Linked DNA regions of Mus musculus: regions 2 and 3 are each linked to region 1. Evidence: chromatin loops called from intact Hi-C (ENCODE). Cell type or tissue: left cerebral cortex. All regions are shown on one strand.

What was found. Hi-C counts contacts between places; a loop is a spot of excess contacts. Peaks named below come from ENCODE experiments on the same cell type or tissue, not always from the same donor. Only the 100,000 strongest peaks of a DNase experiment are listed, where the experiment ranks them.
Region 2: it touches region 1 in a loop (8-fold over the local background); 11 of 42 quality-filtered maps call a loop at or near these places.
Region 3: a loop joins it to region 1, with 5 times the contacts of the local background. A loop is called at or near these places in 4 of 42 quality-filtered maps.

What each region holds. Positions count from the first base shown.
Region 1 is chr17:27,027,415-27,029,914 of GRCm38, forward strand. It overlaps Bak1 (BCL2-antagonist/killer 1), which reads right to left and starts at 1,213. Exons shown (of 6, transcript NM_007523.3): 1 at 997-1,213. It overlaps Ggnbp1 (gametogenetin binding protein 1), which reads left to right and starts at 1,845. Exons shown (of 6, transcript NM_027544.2): 1 at 1,845-2,500. The coding sequence starts at 2,045. In left cerebral cortex, CTCF peaks have their summits at 511 and 1,228 (motif pointing left); DNase peaks (open chromatin) are centred at 659 and 1,225; H3K4me3 peaks cover 1,516 bases; H3K27ac peaks cover 1,985 bases.
Region 2 is chr17:26,930,589-26,933,088 of GRCm38, forward strand. It overlaps Kifc5b (kinesin family member C5B), which reads left to right. Exons shown (of 11, transcript NM_053173.2): 11 at 1,516-1,991. The coding sequence ends at 1,560. Among named protein-coding and RNA genes, the nearest start is that of Phf1, 1.3 kb to the right of the region's middle. In left cerebral cortex, CTCF peaks have their summits at 731 (motif pointing right) and 1,377 (motif pointing right); DNase peaks (open chromatin) are centred at 1,391 and 2,439; H3K4me3 peaks cover 504 bases; H3K27ac peaks cover 589 bases.
Region 3 is chr17:26,915,524-26,918,023 of GRCm38, forward strand. It overlaps Kifc5b (kinesin family member C5B), which reads left to right and starts at 1,568. Exons shown (of 11, transcript NM_053173.2): 1 at 1,568-1,762. The coding sequence starts at 1,745. In left cerebral cortex, a CTCF peak has its summit at 1,263 (motif pointing right); a DNase peak (open chromatin) is centred at 1,406; H3K4me3 peaks cover 808 bases.

The DNA of each region.
Region 1 (2,500 bases):
TATTTGTTCATTTCAGACAGGTTCCCTCTAGGCAGCCTGAGGAAAGTCTTGTATCCCTGATCCTCCTGACTCAGCCATTGGCTGGCTGGTGTTATAGCCACACCCAAGCCCGTTTTCCTCTTTGACCTGTCTCAGAGTTCGGTTAGTTCCTGAGGCAAGACCTTTCACTTTCAGTTTGCACCCTTTCAAGAGTTCCCACCCCTATGTGGGCCACCTCCATCACTGCAGGAAGCACTCTTTGAAAAGGGGTGGGGGAGGGCCGGCTCCCCTTCACCTCCCTCTTCATTGATGGAGACAGGGTGAGCAGACAGACCCTCCTCTTGCCATCCCTGAGAGCCAGGCCTCATCAAGACAACCCTCTGCTGGGCATAGTCTACCCAACGGCTCCTTCCGGGATAGGGTGCTCTTCCTGGTACCTTGTAATCCCAGGCCAGCAGGGCCAGGGGACGCTGACTTCATCCACATCTCTCTCTCTCAAAATAATAATAGTAATAATAACACCACCCTGGAGGCTTACTGTTAGAGAGCAGGAAGAGTCTCAGAAAAGCCCTCCACAGCCAGTGCTGCCCTGGCCCACCTGGCCCCCATCCAAGTCGCCTTGACTTCCCATTATGTCCACTGGCTGGGCCCAGGATGCATGTTCCTCACAACCGACCACTAGGCTGTACCTAGAATCATTCTGGGGGAGGACTGTCCGTGTCCTGGTACAGCAGGGAGTATCAACCGTATAATTTCTGTCTCTGTTCATGACCTTGACCCTCCCCTCCTTCCACATAAAAGTCCAGGGCCACCAGAACCGGGCAGGAAGGGGCGCTTCTGATGTATAGCCAGAGGCCCTGTGTGAACCATGCCTGCAGCTTCCCTTTCAGAACCTCCCAGGGAAGCCACATCAAGGCCTCCCTCCTCACCGGGTTGCCGATGGAGGTTTCTGCCCCACCCTGGGCCAGAATTGCCCAGGATTAGGACGGTGGGATTTGGCACTGGCTGCCCGTGTACCTGAATGACTCTGCTCCAGATGTGGGATGGCTCAGCCGTGCAAAGACGAAGACCCCGAAGGGCTTGCTGGCTGCTTCCAGGGGCCAAGGTTTCAGGCCTGACTGGCAGGAACTGGTATCAGTGGATTCATGGTGCTGGATGCCGCCTCGGGTTGCCTCTTGGCCCAGGAAACCTCGCGACTTTGTGACCATAGAGGAGGTCCCAGCTCCCGGCAATGACCAGCTCCCTCTAGAGGAAGTTCTCGGTGGCCGCCGGATGCAGGCGCTCAGGGAGGCTGCTGCTTAGGGGAAGGTCCTCGGCCGGGCTTGGAAGCAGCTACAGCCTCCCCTGCCTGCCCTGTCCCAGCCAAGGGGAAAAGCGTTCTGTTTTCTGCCTTTCCTGTCTCTGATTCCCGGGCCTCCTCTTCCATCTTCTCCCTCTAGTGAAAAGCAAACCACAGACAACAACAAAAACCAGGATGAGCTGACCTGCAGTCCCAGCGTTCAAGAGGCTGAAGCAGGAGGATCATGAAATAGAGGCCAGCCTGTGCTACTAACACCCTAAAAGAGAGGAGGAGGAGGGGGAAGGGGAGGAAGAAGAGGAGGAGGAGGGGCAGCTCAGAATTTGTGCTGTCCTAGATCCCTGCAGCCTGGCAGCTGCAGGGACTGATCTCAAACCCAGAGTAAACAGGAGTTTATGGATAGACAGGAGCATATGATGTCCTGTTCTCAGCGTGTGCACCCTCCTCCCCCCCCCCCCCGGCCGCCCTATCTGCCTTCAGCCAGGCTTCCACAGCCTGTGGGTGCTGTTGTGTTATGTCTCACCATCCCTCAATCTCCAGCCTTCCTCTGAGACCTGCTGAGCTGGACCCTGGCTAGCTCCCTCTACCCCTCTACCCGCTTTCCTTCCAGTAGACCCCCCCCCACCAGCCTCCAGTTATAGCCTCCCCCCACCCCCACCTCCTCTTTGCCTTCTAGAACTTCTGGAAGTTTCCAACTGGAGGTTTCTGCTAGCAGTTGGTCCTGGGCTGGCTGCCATGGCTTCTCCCTGAGTCGGGGTCCCACTCAGGATGGCAGCCCCGGCGCGGACCCCTCGGTCACGGATCTTAGGCTGCTCCTCCATGCTGCGCTTTCTCCGAAACCTGGTGGGGAGTAAGGGCGGTTCTAAGAGCACTAACAAGCCCCTGACCAGGAGCCAGCCCAGCTCCTCATGGGAGCAAGATGTTGTCTCCCCAATGATGGGCCACCAGGGAGGTCGTGGGAGGAAGGAGCCCCGGGCCAAGGTCCACTCTGCAGCTTCCTCTAATGGGAAGAGGGAGCCCCCGCCCAGGGTTCTCTCTGCAGCTCCCTCCAACCCGAGGCATGATGCCTTTGAGCTGGGCACTGGGGACTCAGGGTCCCAGACCCTCACCTCCAAGGATGTCCCGAAGCTAAGGGCCCAGGGTGTTGAGGTAACATCAGTTCCTCTCAGAGGAACCTGGGAGGTTCTGGAGCAGCTACCTGAGAAGAAAGGAGAGGAGGAGGAG
Region 2 (2,500 bases), 97 kb before region 1:
GTACTTGGTATCTGAGGAGGTCAGAAGAGGGCATTGGATTTCCTGGAACTGGAGTGGGTTGTTGTGAGCCACCATGTAGGTGCTAACAACTGAACCCAGGTCCTCTGCTAGTGCTTTTAAATACTGAGTTGTCTCTCCAGCCTCAAGATGCTGAATCCTCTATAGGTTTTCATTATTGAGTTCCTATCCTGAGTGACTCCATATGTGCCCATAAGCTTTTATTAGGAAGGCATGCATTATAGGTGTGTACATACTTGACACCCATCCGTCTTTGATCATCACAGTGCTACATCTTTGGTCAGTATGAGGACCTTCAAGTTAGCTCCTGTCTCATTTCTTTGGGCTGGGCAAGCTCTCTACCACTAAATAAAAATCCCACCACTCATGTATCCTTTGATCTGTACCTAGTAGTCTATGTCTCCAATTTTCTTCTGTGGTGATTTTTTTTTTCCTCAGGAGCCCTAGTTTTCCTTCTTTCTTTCTTTTTAATATTTATTTATTTATTATATGTAAGTACACTGTAGCTGTCTTCAGACACACCAGAAGAGGGAGTCAGATCTCATTACAAATGGTTGTGAGCCACCATGTGGTTGCTGGGATTTGAACTCAGGACCTTCGGAAGAGCAGTTGAGTGCTCTTACTTGTTGAGCCATCTCACCAGCCCCTCTTTCTTTTTTTTAAAGATTTATTTATTTCCTGTATGTAAGTGTACTGTCACTGACACACCAGAAGAGGGCATCAGATCTCATTACAAATGGTTGTGAACCACCATGTGGTTGCTGGGAATTGAACTTGGGACCTCTGGAAGAGCAGTCAGTGCTCTTAACTGCTGAGCCATCTCTCCAGCCCCAGGAGCTCTAGTTTTCAAAGGAGTTTAATGTCTTGACAGGAGTGCTTTGGTGTGTCTAGTCCAGGGTGTTGCTGAAAATGGAGACCTCTCTGCTACTGTAGTTTTTGTGTAGGTGTCTCAGTTAGCTTTCTAATAATGTGATAAAACTCCATGATCAAAAACAAGGTGAAATAGAAAGAACTAGTCCATGTCCAGGGATGTCAGATCAGTAACTTCTTTAGGCCATAATGGAGTGCTGTTTACTGCTCGCTCCTCTTGGCTTCCTCAGCCGGTTTTCTTACCTCATTGGGGAACCACCTTTTCAGGGGTGGCACTGGCCCACACTAGGGTTGGGTCCTCCAACATCAATCATTGATTAAGAAAAGGCTTGCTCACAGGCCAATCTGATGGGATATTTTCTCAATTGAGGTCCCCTCTTCTCAAATGAGGAGTAGCCGGTGTCATGTTGACATAAAAACTAGCCAGCACTATAAAGCTTCGTCTTTTCAGTCCGGTCTCTTCCAGGCTTAGTGGACATAGCATCACCATCCCTCCAGGGGGCAGGCTGGACCTGCTTCCATAACAGAGACTTCAGAGATTCAGATGTGGGCCCAGCACGGGGCAGAGTGGGAAGGCTTCTCATCTGTAACCCTTGACCTTGTGTGACCCTGTTTATCTGTCCACAGGTGAACCAGTGTGTCATTGGTACTGCTCAGGCTAATAAGAAGTGAAGTCGGATCCAGAGCCCTTGCAAGCCAGTGCGCATGCGTCTCTGTTTTAGTGTGTATTTATTCGGTGGGGGTGGGTGGGAGTTGAGACATGATATTACTGGGTATTTATTATGTAATAAAGAATAATCTTTTGTATGTTAATCCTTTTCTTAATCTTAGATTTTAAAAAATTGTGTGCAGTTGTTTTGCCTGAGTGTATATGCATGCACCATGTGCATGTCTCCTGCTCCAGTGAGTTCAGAACAGGGCTTCAGGTCCTTCAAGAACTGGGATTATGGAATACATGTGGGTCCTCTGCAAAATCAGTCAGTGCTCTTAACCGCCCAGCCATCTTCCCAGCCCGGCCCTTGTTACAGCTCTAAACGGTTTTATTAACTTAACGGTTTTAGCTGCCAAAGGAAGGTATTGTAAATAAATACTGTAAGCACGTAGAAATGTCCATTGTGATGTGTTTGCAGAGTGAGGCTATGGGCTTTCACTTGGTGGGGCACACTTTGCCGTCCTGATGCCTCTTCTCTACCCTTCGGCACTGGGCCCTCTTAACAATTTCTTAGGACTGCCAGGCCCCAGCCCCAGCCCAGAACAGGAATGCTCTTGTCTGGTGTGACTGCCAGTGCACTCCACAATCTCTTTCTTTCCCTGCCCACCGGTTCGAACCATGGTTCCGTGCCGCCTAGTGCCTATTGGCTGGTGTGGGCACGTCACTAACTCAGTACTAGTTCCAAATAGCCCCTTGTCCTTTCCCTCCCAGGAGGAGCAAACCTACACCAGTGCTCTCGCGGCCGGAGGAGTGGCCGTGTGCCCAGGTGCGGCGCACAGGCGGGGTTACGCGTGCGCAGAAGGGCGGGGCGACAGGCAGCGTGAATGGGGAGGGCGGTGCCGCGTGCGGAGGCGGAGCTTGGAGTGGCCACGGGGGCGGGGCAGCTAACGGATGTGGCAT
Region 3 (2,500 bases), 110 kb before region 1:
GAAGATATTTGTTTTCCCTTTGCTGTCCAGATGTGTCCTTCTCAGAGCTGATAGCCTTGGAGCTCTGGCTGCATCAGAGTCCTTCCTGAGCCAGCTCCTATCCCAAGGCTGCAGGGGCCAGGTCAGTCCATCCCATGTGTAAAATCTCACAGGTTGGTTTACCTTGCTGTCAAGCTTCATGCCAAGAAAGATAAACTCCCAAAACAGGTTTCAGTAGAAGACAAACTCATATTCTATCACACAATAAAACTTTTGCTTTTTTTCTAGAAAGTCACTAGGGAAATACTGTCTAGTTTAAAATTATAACCAGTTTGTAAAATTATAACCAGAAATTTTTTAGTGTTCCCTCATTAACATTTGTAGACTTGGAAACATCTCAAGTAAGAGGGCTGTAGATTTACAACTTGGTGTCAAGAAACATACTGTTTATTTACCCAGTTATGTATGTATGTGTGTATGTATGTATGTATGTATGTATGTATGTATGTATGTATGCAGGTATGCATGTGTGTATTTCTTTATTTAAGACAGGGATTCTCTACAAAGCCCTGGCTGCCCTGGAATTTACTTTGTAGACCCGGTTGGCCTTGAACTCAAGAGATCTGTCTGCCTCTGCATTCTGAGTACTGGGAACTGGGATTAAAGGTGTGTGCCACCAAGCCTGGCTTATAGTTTTGTTTTGATTTTTTAATCTAAAAGATTGTTTATTGACCTGGGCATGGTGGCACAGGGTAGCCCTGGCATCTCTAAGTTCAAGGCCAGCCTGTTCTACAAATAGAATTCCAAGACAATCAGGGCTACACAGAGAAACCCAATCTCGAAAAAACAAAATAAATATATAATTTATGTTATTTATATATATTATATATGCTTATATATAATAGGTATTATTGAGTATATATTATGTATATGTGTAAAGATATGTTTATGTATATAATACATATTGTTTATGTATAATATATATTATTGGAGGCAGGAGGGGCACAGAAAACTTTGTGGCGAATTAGTTCTCACCTTCCACATTATATGAGTTTCAGGGATAACCAGTTTGCTATCCTCCCGGACCTGCTCTAGACTTATGACTTTATTACATCTCCAGATATGGGCTCCAATTTTTCTTTTACTTTTTTTCTTTTTTGAGGACAGGTCAGCGCCATCAACCAGCTCCCACTTTTCGGACCTGAGAAAGCGGACCAAGAGCAACCTCGGTTTAACAGTCTCCAGTCTACAGGTTTGTCGAGGAGGTGTGCAGGTTCAGCAGCAGCCGCTAGGTGGCGCTCGCTCCGCCCCGACACCGCTCAGGCACCTTTGCACATGCGTATTGCCTCCCCCACGCCACTCCTCCACACACGCGCACTTCTGACGCAACCAGAGGCCTAGCTCCGCGCTCCGGAGGGGGAGAGGGAGAAATAAGGAAGAGCGGATCCGGAAGTAGGATCCAAGGGGTCTAGTTCTCTTGCTCCGGCGGACTAGAAGAGTCGCGACTCAGGGGGCGTGGCCCCGGAGGCGGAGGGCGCCGTGATTGGCTCGCGACCGCAGCGCCGGCGCGGATTGGCCTCTGCGGATTGAAGTGCGTTGACTGCGCGGAGGTTGAAATTCAAAAGTGACTGGTGTGGCGGATTGGCTTGGCCGATTGGCCTGGCGAATTGGCCTGGCTCCGACGTTTTGCGGCGCGAGCCCTTGAGAGGACGCGGGTCTCGTCACCCTGCCTGCTGCCTTTGCATCCCTTCCTGTGCGGACCACCATGGACGTGCAGGCGCAGGTGAGTGCGGCGGTGACGGCCTGGCGCCAATAGCGGAGGACGCAGGCCGGCCGCCCGGAGACCCGAGTCCCGGGGACAGGTCGGGGCAAGCCGTCCTGCAGGGGAGGGTCGCACCGCCTCGCGCCCAGGACACCAGCGGCCGAGTCAGTGAGGGCACACACACACACACACACACACACACACACACACACACACACACGGCGAGGTCCCAGGACAGTCGCTGCGACGTTGGTCCGCCATTCCAGTCGTGCAGGCGCTACCATCCCGTGTCCCTTATCCCCCTCCAGCATTTCCCATTTCGAATTCTCAAGCGGATTCGACATGTTTGTGCTTCTCAGTTCTTGCAGATCGCCTTGTGGGAGAAGCGAGGGTTCTGAGAGAAGCCTTGTCGCTTGTCCGCAAAGTACATTTCTTGCTGATATCCTGTTGTGTTGCTGCTGGATCGAGATAGAGGAAGGGGAGAGGAGAAATGGGGGCATCGGCCCAGAGGATCCTTATTCCCTCGCCTGCCTCTTCCTTTTGCTCATTTGGACTGCTGACTAGTTTATGGGGGTGCCCTTCTCCACCACAAGCATCTGAGGCGTATGTGTGTGGTAATTAATGGACTGATCTCTCTGGTGTCAGGAAAGACCGGCCTGCATTCTTTGTTTACCAGCATTTCAGTCTAGACTGACTCACAGTCGGTGTTCAGCTTGAAGAGACTTTCTGGTATACTCACAGCCAAAAGGGAGAGCACTG